Regions from separate parts of the Homo sapiens genome. Here region 1 is linked to region 2. A link is a contact called in ENCODE Hi-C or POLR2A ChIA-PET data. All regions are on one chromosome and are shown on one strand. Each heading gives the region's core, a stretch centred on a gene start or an enhancer-like site at or near the end of the contact. The rest is flanking DNA. Distances are from core to core; before and after follow the strand shown. Region 1 holds the start of ZNF487 (zinc finger protein 487). Region 2 holds the start of ZNF248 (zinc finger protein 248).

Region 1 (5,593 bases), core at 2,791-5,290, 5.6 Mb after region 2:
CTTTGGGAGGCCAAAGCAGGAGGATCACTTAAGCTCAGGAGTTCAAGACCAGCCTGGGCAACATGGTGAAACCTTGTCTCTACTAAAAATGCAAAAATGAGCCAGGCGTGGTGGTGTGTGCCTGTAGTCCCAGCTACTTGGGAGGATGAGGCAGGAGAATCGCTTGAACCTGGGAGGCAGAGGTTGCAGTGAGTCAAGATCACACCCCAGCACTCTAGCCTGGACAACATAGCAAGACTCAGTGTCCAAAAAAAAAAAAAAAAAAAGAAATGTTTGTTTTGGCCAGATGCAGTGGCTCACAGCTGTAATCCCAGCACTTTGGGAGGCCAATGCAGGAGGAGGATCACTTGAGCCCAGGAGTTAGAGACCAGCCTAGGTAACATAGCAAGTCTGTGTCTCTCCAAAAAAATTTAAAAATCAGCTGGGTGTGGCTAGGAACGGTGGCTCAACCCTGTAATCCCAGCACTTTGGGAGGCCAAGAAGGACAGATCATGAGGTCAGGAGTTTGAGACCAGTCTGGCCAACATAGTGAAACCCCCTCTCTACTAAAAACACAAAAAGTTAGCCGGGTGTGGTGGTGTGCGCCTGTAATCCCAACTACTCCGGAGGCTGAAGCAGGAGAATCCCGTGAACCTGGGAGGTGGAGGTTGCAGTGAGCCGAGATCGCACCATTGCACTCCAGCCCGGGAGACAGTGCGAGACACCATCTCAAAAAAAAAAAAAAAAAAAAATCAGCTGGGTGTGGTGGTGACCCCCTGTCGTCCCAGCTACCGGGAGGCTGAGAGGCTGAGGTGGGAAGATTGCTTGAGCTGTCAAGGCTGCAGCGAGCTGAGATCCTGCCACTGCACTCCTGGCTAGGGGATGGTGCAAGACCCTGTCTCAAAGAGTTAAAAAAAAAAAGAAAGAAAAATTTATTTTGATTTTTCATTAGAGTATAGGCTCTGAAGTTTCATTTGTGCATATGAGTTACGTATCCTTCATATATAAGTGTATCTATATTTGCCGTGTCTACCAGTCAGACTACAAAAGGCATACATATGGTGGAATGATGATTTGCTATTTCAGTGAATGCATATATTCCTCACTGTGAACTAGTTATTATTTGGGGCTGTTAGTTGCTGCAATGAGACATCACACCTCTGAAACCATGGGGTGTCTTAGGAGACTTGTTAGAGGGCTTGTTATACCATTTGGACTTGTGGCTGGTGATTTTGGGGAGGGTCCAAGGACAGGGGTGTGTTTTGGATTGGTGCTGTACTAACAGGGGCAACTCAAAGATTATTATTATTTTTTTTTTTGAGATGGAGTCTCGCTTTTTCACCCAAGCTGGAGTGCAGTGGCGCGATCTCGGCTCACTGCAGGCTCCGCCCCGCGGGGTTCACGCCATTCTCCTGCCTCAGCCTCCCGAGTAGCTGGGACTACAGGCGCCCGCCACCTCGCCCGGCTAATTTTTTGTATTTTTAGTAGAGACGGGGTTTCACCGTGTTAGCCAGGATGGTCTCGATTTCCTGACCTCGTGATCCGCCCGCCTCGGCCTCCCAAAGTGCTGGGATTACAGGCGTGAGCCACCGCGCCCGGCCACTCAAAGATTATTTCAACAATTTTAGGTGGGGCGCGGTGGCTCATGCCTGTAATCCCAGCACTCTGGGAGGCCGAGGCAGGCGATCACTTGAGGTCAGGAGTTTGAGACCAGCCTGGCCAACCTGGTGAAACCCCATCTCTACTAGGTGGCAGGTGCCTGTAATCCCAGCTATTCGAGAGGCTGAGACAGGAGAATTGCTTGAACCTGGGAGGCAGAGGTTGCAGTGAGCCGAAATTGTGCTACTTCACTCCAGCCTGGGCGACAGAGCAAGACTCCTTCTCAAAAAAAAAAAAAAAAAATTTTTTTTAAATCCAGAAAGCAGGAGGAATAGAGAGGAGCTAAAGCTGTCATTGGAGAAAAAGCAGTAATTACTCATGCTAGCTGAAGAAGGGATGTTTATTCTTCTGTGTGTGTGGTTGCGCAGTGCCAGTTTTTATTTATGCAGGCAAGATCACTGATCGGAATTATTTTCTCCTTCCCTCAGTCACAGAAAGAACTCGTCTGATATCAATTTTCTGTGAACCTGTTTATGTTCATCAAGTAATCCAGGCCAGCTACCGTGGGTCTCAGGGCTTTTTTTTTTTTTTTTTTTTTTTTTTGGGACAGAGTCTCGCTCTTGTTGCCCAGGCTGGAGTGCAATGGCGAGATCTCGGCTCACAGCAACCTCTGCCTCCCGGGTGCAAGCTATTCTCCTGCCTCAGCCTCCCGAATAACTGGGATCACAGGCATGTGCCACCACACCCAGCTAATTTTGAATTTTTAGTAGAGTTGGAGTTTCACCATGTAGGCCAGACTGATCTTAAACTCCTGATCTCAGGTGATCCACCCGCCTTGGCCTCCCAATGTGTTAGGATTACAGGCGTAAGCCACCACGCCCGGGCTTTTTATTTTTTTTCTTAATGATGCTGCACCTAATCACATTTAGGTGGCAGGCAAAAGAATATTGCTTAGCTGCTTTGCTACAGAAATGACAACTCTTGGGCAGGGGCGCGGTGGCTCACGCCTGTAATCCTACCACTTTGGGAGGCCGAGGCCAGTGGATCACCTGAGGTCAAGAGTTCGACACCAGGCCGGGCACGGTGGCTCATGCCTGTAATCCCAGCACTTTGGGAGGCCGAGACGGGCGGATCACGAGGTCAGGAGATCAAGACCAACCTGGCTAACACGGTGAAACCCCGTCTCTACTAAAAATACAAAAAATTAGCCGGGCGTGGTGGCGGGCGCCTGTAGTCCCAGCTACTCGGGAGGCTGAGGCAAGACAATGGCGTGACCCTGGGAGGCGGAGCTTGCAGTGAGCTGAGATCGCGCCACTGCACTCCACCCTGGGTGACAGAGCGAGACTCCGTCTCAAAAAAAAAAAAAAAAAAAAAAAAAAAGAGTTCGACACCAGCCTGGCCAAAATGGTGAAACCCCATCTCTACTAAAAACAAAAAAAATTAACCGGGCGTGGTGGCGGACGACTGTAATCCCAGCTACTCGGGAGCCTGAGGTAGGAGAATCACTTGAACTCGGGAGGCGGAGGTTGCAGTGAGCCAAGATCGCGCCACTGCACTCCAGCCTGGGCAACAAGAGCGAAACTTCGTCTCCAAAAAAAAAAAAAAAAAAAAGGACAACTTTTGATCCCTGAGGCTGCTAATTCCAACTGTGTGCATGTGCTTAACAAATACCTCCGCACCCAGGCCTGGGAAGTTGGCTGATTTGTGTACAGCAAATACGGCAGGCCTGATGTAGCAGAACTCTGACGAAAACGAACTGGACGCGTATTTCTCCTGCAGCGAAGGTCACGCTGCTGACAGCCTCTGCTTTGCACTTTGTCCCTGGGAAGGAGGCCTGTGGCCAGTCCTACCTCCTGGAAAGCCGGGGTGCGTCAGAGGACCTGATGCGGAGCGGGGACCCCATCCTCTCCGTGTCTCCCCAAGAGCCGGCGGCAGAGGCTGCCTGCGCTCCTTAAGCTAGGTCAGTTCTCTGGCCCGCAGTTCTCGTTCTCCTAACATCCTCCGCAGAAAACGACCTTCATTTTTTCCTCTTGCGCCAGTCTTGAAGCGGGGCGTCCTTTGGGCTCACGTTGCGGCGCCCAGCGGCCTCAAGCGTCAGCTGCCTCCAGGGCCTCAGGAGCAGTGGCTAGGGCCTGCCCTCCAGCGCCCGGGGTCCTCGGCCCAGCCCTGCTCCGAGCGCGTCACAATGGCGTCGCGGCCCCGCCCCCGGACGCCCAGCCGCGGTCCCAGCGACCTTCGCTTTCGTGGGGAAGCCGGACTGCGCCGTGTCTTCCTGAAGAAGGCTGGGGTAAGAGTCCGGCCAGCGGACAAGAGGGCAGCTGGTAGCAGGGTGGGATGCCCGTGGCATAGGGCCGAGCCCCCGCTAGGCACGCGGGAGCAGCAAGGCTTCCGGAAGCGCAGGGAGCGCTGGACTGGCGGGCGCCCGGGATTCGCGCAGGCCCCGCCCCTCGGCGGCCCCGCCCAGGGAGCGCTGCGGCAGTTTCCATGGTGAGATGGTCAACAAGCCTGTAAGTTCCTCAGCTACGACTACCAGGTACCTCGGGTTCCTCCCTCCTCCGAGAGACCGCCGAGGTGCGGGCTGTGAGAGGGGGAGCGTGGAGCCTCCGAGGCCGAGGTGAGGGGCGGCCGGCGGGCAGGGGCCGGGTCTGAGGTCGAGGGCCGCACACCCAGGATCGAGCGGGGACTGGGCCCGCTGGGGGTGGGGACCGTGGGGCTGGGATTTGGGATCAGGGCGAGTCGTGGCAGAGAGAACCCGGAGGATCTTTGACCCCAGTGCGGGAGCGGCCAGCCCACCCTAGAGAAGCGAGACAAGGGCAACCAGAAGGAACCGAGTCTGAGGAAGCGCTTCCTCTGGGCAGGGATATTGGGAGAGTCCTGGACGAGTGACCCTGGACCTAGGAGGCATGAGAGGTCTACACACACTTGCAAGGATACCTTCATGATTGTTGAGTTGTGGTGAGAAAAGAGGCTCTTTTTAGTTTATTTTTTAAGGCAGTACATTCACATCCTTAAGAGTCAGAAACTTGCACAAGGCCTTATTACTCAAAACTCCCTTTTCCCAGTTCCTTCTGAGGAAATAGTTGCAAATCTTTGAACTTTTTTCCTCCGGAAATTTTCTTTTTTTCTCTTACATCGGCAGCTCTTCACTGTGTTCTTCCTTCATTAGCTTTACTAAGTTTGTATTCTTTGGTTGGAAATATTTATTTATTTATTTATTTATAAATAGAAACAGGGGTATCACTATGTTGCTCAGGCTGGTCTTGAACTCCTGGGCTCAAGTGATTCTCCTGCTTTAGCTTTCCAAAGTGCGGGGATTACAGGCTGAACCACCGCCTGCCACCGAAATATTTCTTCATTGAGTTCCTTTGCCTCCTAGTGTTACTTTTCTGCTGTGTGTGTAATAGCCATTTGTTTTTTCTTTCTCCTTTCTGGTCATATCCTTAAATACATTTTGCACTAATTCCTTTTGAAACCTCATCATGGAGAGAACTTGAATTTAGCAGATTAGGGGTGAGTGCAGGCTTTTGTCTTAGGTTCCATATATATATATATTTTGAGGTGGAGTCTCCCTCTGTCGCCCAGGCTGGAGTGCAGTGGCGTGATTTTGGCTCACTGAAACCTCCACCTCCTGGCTTCAAGCAATTCTCCTGCCTCAGCCTCCCAAGTGACGAGGGTTACAGGCACGTGCCACCACACCCGGCTAATTTTTGTATTTTTAGTAGAGACAGGGTTTTGCCTTGTTGGCCAGGCTGGTCTCGAATTATTGACCTCAGGTGATCCACCTGCCTCAGCCCCCCAAAGTGCTGGGATTACAGGCGTGAGCCACTGCACCCAGCCCCCATATATTAAGAAATATACCCTTGTGTATTGTTGGTAAGAATGTAAAATGGTACAGCAGCTATGGAAAACAGTATGGCAGTTCCCTCAAAAAATTAACAAATAGAATTGCCATATGATCCAGCAGTACCACTTCTGGGTCTGAATCCAAGAGAAATGAAAGCGGGGACTCAGTTAC
Region 2 (5,415 bases), core at 1,218-3,717:
CCAAAAACTAGAAAAAAAATAGACATCTTTGGTAGGTTGACCATACATTCCAGTAAGTCTGGGACTGTCCCAATATATGCCAGTTGTCTCAGCATAATTATTTATAGAACCTCTTTCACTCTCAGTGAAAATGTCTCGGTTTTAATGATTAAATGTCACCCTACCTGGAGAAACTGCATGAACAGAGGAAGGGAGTGTGAATATATATGTACATCTTTTGTTATCACTTATACTTTTAAAAAAGTAAAAGTAATGTATTATTACATTAATGTATTATTAATTCAAAAGCACTTTATTAAGGAAAAAAAATGAAACCAGTCAGGAAAAACAGACCGAGAAGAACCTAAGTAGGCTAAGGATGGAAATGCACGCATAAGCAATGCCTGGAGCAAAAAGAAAAGATGCCTTCATGAGGACTAGGGAGGGAATCAAAGTTAGGAAAGGACAGCTCAGAGGGTGGCATTACAGACACCAACAGAGGAGACTCTCCAAACAAAGACCATGGTTAACAATATATGCAGCAGACCAGGCAAGTAATGCAAAGGCAAAAACATGCACTAGCCTTGACTATGATTTGGTGGCCTTTGCCAGAACTGATTCAGGTGAGTTTAGGTGAGGGAATAAGGTTGCATTCATCAGATTGAAACATAAATGAGAAACACAGAAACAAGTCGGAACTGTCAGTGATTCAACCTAGAAATAAGAACGAGCTGACACAAACAGTTAGGGAAAACTGTTTTGAGGACATGCAGTCCCTCCATTCCTCCACATCGTCAAGGTTTTATTCCTGGATCAAACAGGACCATCAAACCTCAGCGTTTGTTCTCCTGAAAAGCATATGCACTGAGTTCTGCTCTGTAACTGTGTTCTTTGTTTCTACAAAGAAATACTTATAGACAATTTACTGCATTTATTTCAGAATTGTTACTAGAACAATTAGAGATAATATTACAATAACTTGGATAATTCTGCAAAATTAAAAATCCTGCATCTAATTTGCCAACTGCACTATTTTGGATTTGCTACTTCAGTTTTATTTCCCTTAATGTCAATTTTTGCCTATTTCTATTTTTCCATTTTCAAAACATAAACCCTTATAAACTTCAGAAATCCATTTTTAAACAAACTGGGAATAAAGAAACAAGAATCTCACCTGGGATTTGTTCATTTTCCGCTCTTAGTGGAGGAAGGAGAGCTGAAGGATTAGAAAGGAAGAATGTCAGGAGAGCCTTCGCCGGCCTTGCAGTTCGGAGATTCACCTGCCTATACAGGTCCACACACAAGATACTTACGTGTCCATGTGTGGCTCCGATATATGCTGAGCTCAGACATGACACTTTTCACTGAGTGAATGTAAATATTTCTTATTGATTTATTACCAATTTAGGTTCTGTGACACAGAAAAATTAAAAACATGAAAAGATGAGTTTAACAAGTTAACAGTAATCTGAAGGAAAAAACACTATGGGTTTGTCAAAATTCCTTGTAGGGAAAAAAAAAAACTGAGGCCATATTGTTTATCTGTTTACCTGTTAACACCATTAATGCCCTGAGGTTAGATAATGCAAAAGACCTCTAAAAAAAGGGATAGGATGTTAAATGCAAGTTTAAAAATGTTTGTTCTAACTTGCTAACAATTCCTCAAAAGGATCTTTTAATGAGAAACTGTGATATAGAGTAACAAAATGGGCAGCAGTGGCTCGGGAAACTGCAGACTTGACTTCTAATCTCAGTTCTGCCTCTAAGGAATGACAAGATCTGAACTACTCACCTCCTCAAACTCAATTTTGTTTTTCCATCTTTCAAATAAGGTCAAAACAGATAACCCAAGTATGACCTGACTGCACTACCATCCGGCGGGGATATCAGGCCAAGAGAGGAGGAAGCTCAGCAGCTCATCTGGATGTGCCCGGTGTTCGCGGAGGGGTGATAACAGCATTTCTTTCGCTGTGGCCGTGAGCCTTTCACCCGTCCCTGCCCTCAGACTCTCCAGAGGTGACGTTCCTGTTAGCCTGCGCGCCCACCCCTCAGCTCCAGCTCACCTCTCTCTTCTTAAATTTGTCCCAGACCTTGCACCAGCACACAGACTCCGACGGCTTCAGGATACTGTGCCATGATTACACATAATACATAAGCGAACGCGAAACGTGTAAATAATTACTTGGGATAGGAGGGCGGTCAGAGCCAGCAGGGGCCCTGGTGGTCAGCTAGGCCAGCCCCTTCGCTCCTGCACTCCACGGGCAGAGAGGCCCTTGGGGCCGGTGCAGGAGCCGTCTCCCTCGGGCTCTCCCAGGGAACGCACACCCAATAAATACAGCACCTAAACAATGAAAGTGCTCAAAACAACCCCAGGCGGCAAGTATTCCTAATATCCGTAATTTACAGAGAGGAAAACCGAGTCTCCCGTGGATAATTGTGTCTAATTCATTTGTCGCGGACCTGGCGCAGTCGCTCTCCCCCGCAGCCCCGCCTCCTCCCCGCGGGCTCAGGGCACAAAAAGCGCACACGCACACATCAAACGCCATGCGCACGCGCACAACAAACGTCACACGCTACGCACGCGCGTGCTGTCCCCTCCCCGCAGCCAGTTCCCTCCCCTTCGGGCCAGTGCGCATTGCCTACCCCGTGCTACAGGACTTCGCTGAGCGCCAGGCGCAGGGACTGGACGCATACGGACCCCCGGGAGCCCCGGAACTCGCGTTCCCACGCCAGACCTCATCCCCTTCTGACAGAGACGCCCTCGTCCCACCGTCGCCGCAGGCGCCAGGGGTCCCTCCCCACCGCCGAGGTCTAGCCGCCGCCCGCCCGCCTTCAGGGCAGCGCGGGGACCCCCTGGCCCTCGCCCAGTGCTCCGGGGCTCACCCGCCGCTCCTCGCCGCCTCCGGAGGCGAGGGATTGTTTCCCACAAGGGACTGGAGTCCAGGGAAGGACTCGCCTGGAGCGGGAGGCGGGGATGCACATGCGCAGAGGGAGAGGCCGAGCGCCCGAGTTAGGCTGGTGGATGCGATGCGGGGCTTGGAAGCGGCGCTAGACGGTGCCTGTCAGCTCTGGCCGCAACCCTCAGTTGTAAAATGAGGCTGATAGTGCCTACCTAGCAGGGGTTTTATGAGAATTGGAGGCGCTTACGTTGTAAAAGCATTTAAACCGGTGTCTGACACATAAATTGTTCAGTATATTTCTCACAATTATATATCATGCTGGTCATCATAAGGCTCTCCTGCAAAACAGCCTTGTATAGTGGGTTGAGAGATTACTGTCTCAGTTACCCACTCCTGCTTGGAACCAGGATTCTGTCAGTGTCCCCAGAGGTTGTGGATCAAATCAATGTGCCTGTTAGACACAAGCCAAGAGAAGGAAAGGTGTGCTTGAATTCATTCACGATCATGCATGGTAACGTTTAACTGAAAGACTGGAAGAGAAAACTAAAATCTGTGACCAGTATGGTTATTCTCTGGAATAAGGAAAAACAGAAGCTAGCAATTCAAGACCCAAACATAAAATTGTTTATATGTTTAAAAAAAAAAAAGCCGTTTGAGTAACAAATTTGAAGAAGAAAGCACGCACTCATTTCCCAAAACCAACCATACTTTACCCAGAACTACACTACACGTACATTCTTTTACGTGCACATCTGGCATTTTCAGCACACTATGAGCATGTGCGTGTGTTACAACTTTTCATTTAAAAAATCAACTCCTGGGTCATTGTCCACTTTTTTAAACTTTTCATTTGCTCATAATTTCAGATTTACAGAAGAGTTGCAAAATAGTTCCTATATGCCTTTCACCCAGATTCCACTAGTGTTAGTATTTTACATGACCATGGTATATTTATCAAAACTAAGAAAATAACATAGGTACAAGTACTATTAACTGAACTGCAGAGTTTATTCAGACTTAAGCAGTTCTTCCACTAATGCCCTTTTTCTGTTCCAGCAACCAATCAAGGATATTGTCACCGGGGGTCCTTGCTCCCAGAGCTCCCAAGATGGTGGTGGGCTGCTTCCGAGATGGGGGCAAGCCTCATGTTCTCTGACCTGGGGTTCTTGGCCTCATGGATTACAAGGAATGGAATTTTGGGCTATGTGGTGAGTGTTATAGCTCAATTAGAAGCCGTGGGTCACGGAAGAGAACTGTGGAACCCAGTGACTAGTGTTCAGCTCGATTAGGACCAACCTGGGACTTAGCTGTGCAGGAACAATGGCAAGCCTTTAGCCCAACTTGGGAGCAGCAATGGGCACCTCGCTGGATCAGGAGCACAGCGGACACCCTGCCAGATCCGGAGGGATGGAAGTCAGCGGCGGGTCTGCGAAGGCCGCAAACAGCAGCGGTGGACAGCGAGCGAAAGCTCAGCTCAAGCCGTAACAAACACGGACCAGAAGAGAGTGCAGTTGCAAGATTTAATAGAATGAAAACACAGCTCCCATGCAAAGGGAGGGGACCCAAAGTGGGTAGCTGTTGCCGGCTCCAATGCCTGGGTTTCTATCCCGATCATTGTCCCTCCCGCTGTGCTCTTAGGCAATAGATGATTGGCTATTTCTTTACCTACTGTTTTTGCCTAATTAGCATTTTAGTTAGTTCTCTTTACTACCTGATTGGTCGGATGTGAGCTAAGTGCAAGCCCCTTGTTTAAATGTGGATGCAGTCAACTTCTCAGCTAAGCTTAGGGATTCTTAGTCGGCCTAGGAAATCCAGCTAGTCCTGTCTCTCAGTATCACAGTACATTTACTTGTCATGTCTTAGCCTTGGCCAGTTTGTAATAGTTTCTTGCTCCTACCTTGTCTTTCATGACCTTGCTATGAAGATGAAAGCACGCTCTCTTGACTTCAGTCCTCCCACCTTGGCTTCCCAAAGTGCTTGGGATTACAGGCATGAGCAACCACACCCAGCCTATAGTTTAACTTTAAAACAAGAACGATAATGATCCCTTCCTGAAACTAACCCCCTCCTTGTTTGGGGACAAAAACCGTTTTTGTAAAACTAGTGGAAGTCCACAAGTTTAGAATTTTGGTAGGAACCTGAATTCTGTAAGATGCAGGCATAAACTCTAACCAGTTTTTGCTTTTATAATCTGCCTTTTTGTAACTGCTTACTACTCCAGAGTCACATAGCCAGTGGTCACAAGATTTATAACATCTCCAATTGTCACTATAGATAATGTCACTATTGTAAAACCTAAAACTAGTGTTTGAGTTATTTTTCAGACTTTACATTCTGATGGACCAACTGGTGCCACTGGGACCAGTAACCCATAGCAAAAAATGGACTCAGTTGATCCTGTGACCCCCTTCAAGAACCGATTCAACACAAGAAGACAGTTTCAACAGCCCTATGATTTCATCCCTGACCCAGCCAATCACCATTCCCCATTCTCTAGCCTCCTGATGGGCAGGAGGCTAGAGAGGTTCAAAGTTTT

The links. A loop is a pair of places that touch in the nucleus more often than their neighbours do. ChIA-PET counts read pairs that join two places held with the same protein, here RNA polymerase II (POLR2A). Pooled maps may share reads with other maps.
Region 1: a map of CD8-positive, alpha-beta T cell shows a loop between it and region 2 (13-fold over the local background). The contact joins the promoter of ZNF487 here to the promoter of ZNF248 in region 2. A Hi-C loop is called at or near these places in 1 of 168 maps with a recorded cell type or tissue (CD8-positive, alpha-beta T cell) and 4 of 50 pooled maps. POLR2A ChIA-PET finds 5 or more read pairs at or near these places in 1 of 52 experiments (OCI-LY7).

What each region holds. Positions count from the first base shown.
Region 1 is chr10:43,433,071-43,438,663 of GRCh38, forward strand. ZNF487 (zinc finger protein 487) reads left to right here and starts at 4,041. Exons shown (of 4, transcript NM_001355444.3): 1 at 4,041-4,192. RefSeq lists an enhancer at 3,496-3,565 and a silencer at 3,666-4,325.
Region 2 is chr10:37,855,143-37,860,557 of GRCh38, forward strand. ZNF248 (zinc finger protein 248) reads right to left here and starts at 2,468. Exons shown (of 6, transcript NM_021045.3): 1 at 2,043-2,468; 2 at 1,293-1,390; 3 at 1,154-1,195. The coding sequence starts at 1,168. It overlaps ZNF248-AS1 (ZNF248 antisense RNA 1), which reads left to right and starts at 2,607. Exons shown (of 2, transcript NR_186559.1): 1 at 2,607-3,359; 2 at 3,936-5,415. RefSeq lists an enhancer at 1,961-2,020 and silencers at 2,338-2,714, 2,411-2,960.